3 separate regions of the Homo sapiens genome follow, and all the other regions are linked to region 1. Evidence: chromatin contacts called from ENCODE Hi-C or POLR2A ChIA-PET data. All regions are on one chromosome and are shown on one strand. Each heading gives the region's core, a stretch centred on a gene start or an enhancer-like site at or near the end of the contact. The rest is flanking DNA. Distances are from core to core; before and after follow the strand shown. Region 1 has its middle 14 kb from the start of TNFSF9. Region 2 overlaps INSR (insulin receptor). Region 3 overlaps INSR (insulin receptor).

Evidence for each region. Hi-C counts contacts between places; a loop is a spot of excess contacts on that map. ChIA-PET counts read pairs that join two places held with the same protein, here RNA polymerase II (POLR2A). Pooled maps may share reads with other maps.
Region 2: POLR2A ChIA-PET joins it to region 1 with 10 read pairs in activated T-cell. The contact joins two enhancer-like sites. A Hi-C loop is called at or near these places in 1 of 37 single-sample maps with no recorded cell type and 3 of 50 pooled maps. POLR2A ChIA-PET finds 5 or more read pairs at or near these places in 1 of 52 experiments (activated T-cell).
Region 3: a pooled map shows a loop between it and region 1 (6-fold over the local background). The contact joins two enhancer-like sites. A Hi-C loop is called at or near these places in 3 of 37 single-sample maps with no recorded cell type and 3 of 50 pooled maps. POLR2A ChIA-PET finds 5 or more read pairs at or near these places in 1 of 52 experiments (BJ).

Annotation. Positions count from the first base shown.
Region 1 is chr19:6,515,663-6,518,359 of GRCh38, reverse strand. No RefSeq gene overlaps it. Among named protein-coding and RNA genes, the nearest start is that of TNFSF9, 14 kb to the left of the region's middle. RefSeq lists enhancers at 117-246, 297-346, 1,688-2,228 and a silencer at 1,657-1,826. Within about 2 kb of position 1,344, at least 32 of the 41 ENCODE cell types and tissues checked have a DNase peak (open chromatin) inside an H3K27ac peak, as active enhancers do.
Region 2 is chr19:7,206,809-7,209,505 of GRCh38, reverse strand. The region is part of intron 2 of INSR (insulin receptor); the gene reads left to right. Among named protein-coding and RNA genes, the nearest start is that of INSR, 86 kb to the left of the region's middle. Within about 2 kb of position 1,350, at least 6 of the 41 ENCODE cell types and tissues checked have a DNase peak (open chromatin) inside an H3K27ac peak, as active enhancers do.
Region 3 is chr19:7,181,829-7,184,525 of GRCh38, reverse strand. INSR (insulin receptor) reads left to right here. Exons shown (of 22, transcript NM_000208.4): 3 at 1-210. Among named protein-coding and RNA genes, the nearest start is that of INSR, 110 kb to the left of the region's middle. Within about 2 kb of position 1,250, at least 26 of the 41 ENCODE cell types and tissues checked have a DNase peak (open chromatin) inside an H3K27ac peak, as active enhancers do.

The DNA of each region.
Region 1 (2,697 bases), core at 95-2,594:
TGGCCAGAGCCACTTGGAGGAAGGAAACTTTTTGTACCTAGTGACATCAAAGGCAGGAAATGGTGTTTCCCTGTTGAGGGCAGTGGAAGGAGGAGTCAGGGTTGGGGAAGACCCAGGCAGACTTGGGGCAGACCCAGCGACCCCTTCCAAGAGCATGAAGAGGCAGCTCACGGTGCTGGGAAGTCAACCCGCTTTGGAAAGGGAATCCCAGCAGGGTAACTACCTGGAAAGGACTTTCCAACTCCCCTGGGGGAGGGACACAAGTAGACACACACAGACACCAGAACACAAAGGGCACACCCATTCTGGACATATACAATCACACAAAACAAGACAGACATACAGACACACCATGCAGACATACACACAATCACACACACACACACACACCTGGACACACAATCATAGATACACAACAACCATCAAAGCTAGCCACAGACCGGGTGCAGTGTCTCACGCCTGTAATCCCAGCACCTTGGGATGCCAAGGCAGTCAGATCACTTGAGGTCAGGAGTCCGAGACCAACCTGGCCAACATGGTGAAACCCTGTCTCTACCAAAAATACAAAAAAAAAAAAAAAAAAAAAATAGCCGGGCGTGGTGGTGAGTGCCTGTAGTCCCAGCTACTAAGGAGGCTGAGATGGGAGACTCGCTTGAACCCGGGAGGCAGAGGTTGCAGTGAGCCAAGATGGCGCCGCTGTACTCCAGCCTGGATGACAGAGTAAGATTCTGCCTCAAAAAAAAAAAAAAAGCTAGCAACAGACACACACAAGGACACAAGAGACATATATTCAGGGCATATAACCAAACACACCGAGACTAGAACACACCAACACAGACACACCATCACACACATACCAAAACAGACATGGAGGTACACAACACACACGTACACGGTTACACACTGAGACAGACACCCAAAGACACAATCGTAGATACACATACATGGCAGGCACCATGGCTAGTCATAGACATAACGCAAGAACACACGTTATGGGCATGCACAATCACACACACAGAGGTCCAGGTCCAATCCTACGACCATCCAAGGTCTGCCCCGCTCCCAGAGGAGTCCCCAGGGACTACCCCTCAGAACACCCAAGTTCCACCCTGTACCCACAGAGGACCACCCAAGATCCACTCCCGCCAGGGAACCCAGGACTCACCCCTCAGACCACCTAGGATCCATCCCCCAAGAGGAAACTCAGGCCCTTCCCTCTGGGGACCTCCCCCTCCCTCCCCTGAGGAACAATCACTCTGGGCCCCTTTTCTCCGCAGCGATACCCAGCTTGGGCAGCGGGCGCCCCCTGGTGGACCTGGAGCCCCAGTCCAGGACTGCACGGAGCTGGGGCCCAGGAGCCAAGGCGCGCGGGGAGTTCCGGTGCTCTAGGACTTGGGAGCATTCACGGCAGAACCGGGGAAGGAAAGAGCGTGGAGACGCGGGAAGGGGAGATGGGAGGCCGGAACTGGATCGGGCAGGGCATTAAGCGCGGGAACAGAACGTCGGAAGCAGGAATGGGTTGGAGGCGGTTGGACCGAAGACCTCCTACTCCCGCACCCCAGCCAGCCCCGCGTCTCCACCCGGCAGGTGCGGCTCCTGGACCGCGGAAGACCCCGGAGGCGGATTCCCAACGAGGCACAGCGAGGGCAGGGTCGGGGAGGTTAGAGTGCTGAGGGTGGGAGGTCTTCGGTCCCACGGCCGAAGCTCGCCTAGTCATGGCTCTCAGCCTGGAAGTAACGCCAAGAAATCGCCCGAGACTGGGAATGCCCAGCGCTCAGCCTGGATGATCACCAGCACCAACGTGGCTTTGGCTCGCGGGTTCAAGAGAAAGATGGGCCCGCCCCTTCCACGACTGATCCTGTCAGTCTACCGAAGCCCCATTCCGCTGTCATCCGCCTCCCACCTCCCTAGCTTCTCCCCAGGCCCCGCCCTCGTACCCATCCGTTTGCCTCTCAGGCTCTGCCCACTCCTCAGTCCTTCCCACTTTCCTGTCATTCTCTCGAGGACCGTCCGCTTCCCCAGCAGACTCCCAGGCCCAGCCCACTCCTCAGTTCCCCTACCCCACGGTCATTCTCCCTAGACTCCGCCCACTTCATAGTTATTTGTCTCCCAGCCCTTGCTAACTCCTTAGTCCCTCCCACTTCCCTGTCATTCTCCCCAGGCCCCGCCCACTTCCCCTGCTGTCCGCTCCAGGCCCTTCCCACGCCACAGTTCCTCCCAATATTATCTCCAGGCCCCGCCCACTTCCCCTGTTATCAGCCTCCCAGACCCTGCCCACTCCTCAGTCCCTCACACCTCCCTGTCATTCTCCCAGGCCCCGCCCATTTCCCAATCATTAGTGACCTGGGAATAGGGCCTGGAGACTCTTCGTGCCCCACTCTGTTTTCTGCTTTTTTTTTTTTTTTTTTTTTTGGAGACGGAGTTTTGCTCTTGTCGTCCAGGCTGCAGTGCAATGGTGCGATCTCGGCTCACTGCAACCTCCGACTCCCGGGTTCAAGTGATCCTCCTGCCTCAGGCTCCCGAGTAGCTGGGATTACAGACATGCACCACCACGCCCGTCTAATTTTTTTTTTTTATTGTATTATTAGTAAGGACAGGGTTTCACCATGTTGGTCAGGCTGGTCTCGAACTCCTGACCTCAGGTGATTCACTCACCTTGGCCTCCCAAAGTTGTGGGATTACAGGTGTGAGCCACCG
Region 2 (2,697 bases), core at 101-2,600, 690 kb before region 1:
GTCGAGGCTGCAGAGAGCTGTGATAGGCAGCCTGGGTGACAGAGAAAGACCCTGTCTCAAAACAAAAAACAAAACAAAACATGACTTTTATGGAGTTGAGCTCAACGTTTGCATACACATGAGGAGCAGAAGCTGGAGGTTTCAAATAAATATCTGGCTTCTGCAGGCTGCCTGGAGAGAGGTGAGAGCGATGCATTGGTCACCCAGCCTGGAGTGCAGTGGTGTGATCACAGCTCACTGCAGCCTTGACCTTCTGGGCACAAGCAATCCTCCTGCTTCAGCTTCCTGAGTAGCTGGGACCACAGGTGTGTGCCACTATGCCCAGCTAATTTTATTTATTTATTTAGAGATGGAATCTTGCTCTGTCGCCCAGGCTGGAATGCAGTGGCACAATCTTGGCTCACTGCAACCTCTGCCTCCTGGGTTCAAGCAGTTCCCATGCCTCAGCCTCCTGAGTAGCTGGGATCACAGGCATGTGCCACTATGCCCAGCTAATTTTTTTTTTTAATGGAGTCTTGCTCTGTTGCCAGGCTGGAATGCAGTGGCGCCATCTTGGCTCACTGCAACTTCCAACTCCCCTGTTCAAGCGATTCTCCTGCTTCTGCCTCTCGAGTAGCTGGGATTACAGGCACGCGCCACCATGCCCAGCTAATTTTTGTATTTTTAGTAGAGAGGGGGTTTCGCATGTTGGCCAGGATGGTCTCGATTTCCTGACCTCGTGATCCGCCCACTTCGGCCTCCCAAAGTGCTGGGATTACAGGCGTGAGCCACTGCGCCCAGCCTAATTTTTGTACCCCTAGCCGAGACAGGGTTTTGCCATGTTATCTAAGCTGGTCTCGAGCTCCTGGGCTCAAGCGATCCACCCGCCTGGGCCTCCCAAAGTGCTGGGATTACAGGTGTGAGCCACTGCGCCCGGCCACAGCTGTTGTTTTCTCACTGGCTTGAGAATTGTTCTCTTAAGCTGGTCAAGGTTATGACGGTTTGTGTGGCCTGTGCACGTGTGTGTGGTCAAATCCCATTTTTCTAAAGCAAAGTTTCTATTTGGGTATCTGCTGTTTAATTTTTCAGGGATTTTTTTTTTCCGGTTGCTAAGGAAAGTACATTAAATTTTATCTTTGTATCCTGTAGAACTCTTTGTGAATAATACACGGCCAGAGGGAAGATAGGCTGAGGAAACAGATAGGAAGGAAGTTCAAGGGGGGGATTTCTATGTGAGAACCAAGAAACACCTTTGATCTTTAGATTTCAAAGTGGGAAGTTCAAGGTGAGGTGGGCGTGGAATTAGGAGTAAACCCAAGAAGAGCGAGTGGGCGGTTCCTCCTGGCAGCCACAGAATAGTTACGTGGCATGAGGTCAGTAGCATCTCAGAGGGTGTTGTTGTCTTTGACTTAGATGAGTTCCAAGAAGCAGAAGTTCGTGAGCCAAACACGAGGTGGTTTTCTGGGGGGTACAAGGGCTGGAAGAGGGGCCAGCTCTTAACCACAAATCCCTTTCCATGCCCAAGGCCAAGCTCCTTGTAACTCTTTTCTTTCTTTGCCTCCCTCCCTCCCTCCCTCCCTCCTTCCCTTCCTTCCTTCCTTCCTTCCTTCCTTCCTTCCTTCCTTTCCTTCCTTCCTTCTCAAACAAGGTCTCACTCTATCACCCAGGCTAGAGTGCAACGGCACAGTCATAGCTCATTGCAGCCTCAAACCCCTGTGCTCAAGTGATCCTCCTGCCTCAGGCCCTCAAGTAGTTTTTAAACTTGTTTGTAGAGATGGGTCTTGCTATATTGCCCAGGCTTGTCTCGAACTTCTGGTCTTAAGCGATCCTCCTGCCTCAGCCTCCCAAAGTGCTGGGATTACAGGTGTGAGCCACTGGCCCGGCCCATTCTCCTTTCTTTAGCCAGGCTAGGGAGACATAAGTGGGGAAACTCATGTTGTTTTTTGAGATGGTTGCTTTATTCTCGTGATATTTTCCCTCTTTCCAACTTCCTTGAGCCCTCCCCAGCCTCCTCTTAGTGTCTGTGTGTGGGTGAGGGGGCTTTGGTATACCTTCTGCTTTGGGTCTCATTCATTTTAATTTTTTATTTTGTTTTGTTTTGTTTTGTTTTGAGATGGAGTCTCACTCTGTTGCCCAGGCTGGAGTGCAGTGGCACCATCTTGGCTCACTGCAACCTCTGCCTCCCGGGTTCAAGCGATTCTCCTGCCTCAGCCTCCCGAGCAGCTGGGGATTACAGGTGCATGCCACCATGCCTGGCTAATTTTTCTATTTTTAGCAGAGACAAGGTTTCACCATGTTGGCCAGGCTGGTCTCGAACTCCCGACCTCAGGTGATCTGCTTGCCTCAGCCTCCCAAAGTGCTGGGGTTACAGGCGTGAACCACCGTGCCTGGCCACGGGTCTCATTCATTTTAGTTGGAGCCCAAATTCACTGGTGGTTCAAGTTCCCAATCATTCTCGGCATTCTATAATCACAGGCCTCAGAGAGTAATGCTCCCAATGGCCCTCAAATTATGGTTTCCTTAGGAGGCTATTAAATCTTGATTTCTGAGAGGAAAATTGGGGATTTTGTGTTTTCCCTTTTAGACTTGAGTGTTCTGTTACTGTGGATGAGCTCTTCTAGAAACTTCCAAGCAGTTTCAAAGGGGATTTAGATGTCATCAGGAAGTGTGGTTGACAACGTGATATTTGGGCTTTAGAAAAACAGCGTGTCACCCGTT
Region 3 (2,697 bases), core at 1-2,500, 670 kb before region 1:
CCGCAACTTCTACCTGGACGGCAGGTGTGTGGAGACCTGCCCGCCCCCGTACTACCACTTCCAGGACTGGCGCTGTGTGAACTTCAGCTTCTGCCAGGACCTGCACCACAAATGCAAGAACTCGCGGAGGCAGGGCTGCCACCAGTACGTCATTCACAACAACAAGTGCATCCCTGAGTGTCCCTCCGGGTACACGATGAATTCCAGCAAGTGAGTTCTGGATGTGGGTCTGGGGGGCAGCCGAGAGGAGAAGGAACGTGGGGTTGGTTGTGACGATGCCGCTTGTTAAAACTGTGTGCAAACCCAGGGTTAATTGGCTATGAGTGAGGTCTCTGCTCTCAGATGCTACTTTTGCACCCTGTTTTGGTCCTGGGCTTGGGAGTGGGAGTTGACTACCTTTTTCTCTAAAGGACCAGATAGTATATACTTCTGGCATTGTGCCCACCATTCTTTTTTTTTTTTTTTGAGATGGAGTCTTGCCGCAAGACTCCCAAGCTGGAGTGCAGTGGCACGAACCTGGCTCACTGCAACCTCTGCCTCCTGGGTTCAAGCGATTTTCCTGCCTCAGCCTCCCAAGCAGCTGGGACTGCAGGTGCCTGCCACCATGCCCGGCTAATTTTTGTATTTTTAATAGAGACAGGGTTTCGCCATGTTGGTCAGGCTGGTCTCGAACTCCCAACCTCAGGTGGTCCACCTGCCTTGGCCTCTCAAAGTGCTGTGATTGCAGGTGTGAGCCACCGCACCCAGTCTGGCATTGTGGACCTCAGTTCTAAGCTTTCTGTGGTTGGCTTCAGAACAAGAAAATATAATAAGGACAGAGTCCTTGGTTTTCCCTAAAATCCTCCACGTGGCCTGTCCTCACTGATGTAGCTTCATCATTGTCACATAAAGGATATACCAAGGTCTTTCGTGTCTTCCCTGACCTGTAGCCTGGTGGTGTGCCAAGATTAGCCCAGAACATACTGTCTCCAGGAGGAAGAGACTCGCTTCTGCATTATTCTCAGGGCTTTGCTGTTCTCTGAAGGACAGTATAATCAAACCATTTCCTGCCGTTTGGGTGAGAAATAGCAGGGTTTTCTCTCTTCGACAGAGTCAGATTTCCTACGCACATCGCAGACTTTCTGTTCGTACTGTGAGCTTCTTCCATGAGCTATTTTGGGGCCGTAACTGAGTTGCAAAAATCTGTTTCCTGGTTTTTGTATTGAGGTTTTATGTTTTGTTTTAAAACACACACACACACACACACACACACACACACACACCACAAAACAACACAAAAACAAATCAGAAACAGACACACATCAAGAGGCCTTGAGCTGACCTGCTTACGTAAAGTATCTTCCTCTTCAGACTTGAGAATTAGCCAAGCGAGAGTGTTGGGGTGGGAAATTGTATTTCCCTGGGTGGAGAGGGCGGGAAGGAAAACAAGCTGTAATTTCAGTTCTTATGACTCTTTCTTTGAGTGTTTGTGAAACCTGCAAGTACAATATGTTTTGTTTTGCTCGTTGTTGATAAAAACCTACCAAAAAAACCTTTTGGCTTTATTGACCAAAAGGGTCTATAAATCACCTTTTCATACCAGACAGACTTTTGTTTTAGGTTTTTTTTTTTTTTTTTGGCCAGTGTATTCCCAAGATTGAGGAAATGACCATATTCCTTTTGATTCATTTCTTTCTTTTTAAAATCACAATTGAAATAAAAAAAATGGGTTAATATCTTCTGGCAAGATGTTTGTTTAAAAGACATTGGCCTTAAATAAAAGGCATTTTTCCCTCACCTTAACAATGGCCTGAGAAATATAGCAACCTCCTTTGATTTTCTCACTGATGATGCGGGAGATGCTAAAACAGAAACCCTGAGAAATTGACCGCACATCCTTGGTATCTGGGACCTTTCCTGAACGGAAGAAAACAAAGGAGAGGGGGGTGCATTGTCACCGTATTTTATTGCGTAGGTTTAAAAAAATTAATATTTTTATTTCTGAAGCTTTTAATTAATTAATTTATTTATTTTGAGACAGAGCCTCACTCTGTCACCCAGGCTGGAGTGCAGTGGCATGATCTCAGCTCACTGCAACCTCTGCCTTCCAGGTTCAAGCCATTCTCCTGCCTCAGCCTCCCAAGTAGCTGGGATTACAGGTGTGAGGCAGCAAGCCTGGCCAATTTTTTTTTGTTTGTGCTTTTGTTTTTTTGAGATGGAGTTTCATTCTTGTTGCCCAGACTGAAGTGCAATGGTGCGATCTTGGCTCACTGCAACTCAGCCTCCCGGGTTCAAGTGATTCTCCTGCCTTAGCCTCTAAGTAGCTGGGATTACAGACATCTGTCACCATACCCAGCTAAATTTTTCTTGTATTTTTAGTAGAGACCGGGTTTCATCATGTTGGCCAGGCTGGTCTTGAACTCCTGACCTCAAGTGATCCACCCACCTCGGCCTCCCAAAGTGCTGGGATTACAGGCATGAGCCACCGCACCTGGCCTGAAGCTTTTCTTTTTATCTTATGAAAGACTTAATCGTACTGTGGCATTTTCTAATGTGGTTTGATATCAAATAGGGCCAGATGTTTTCTTCCATTCTGGTGGCTTATCTGGGAAGGAGTTCTTGATGTTTTCAGAGCAGAGTTCTGGGAACCCATGTTAAAAGGCCTTGGCCAGGCACAGTGGCTTATGCCTGTAATCCCAGCACTTTGGGAGGCCGAAG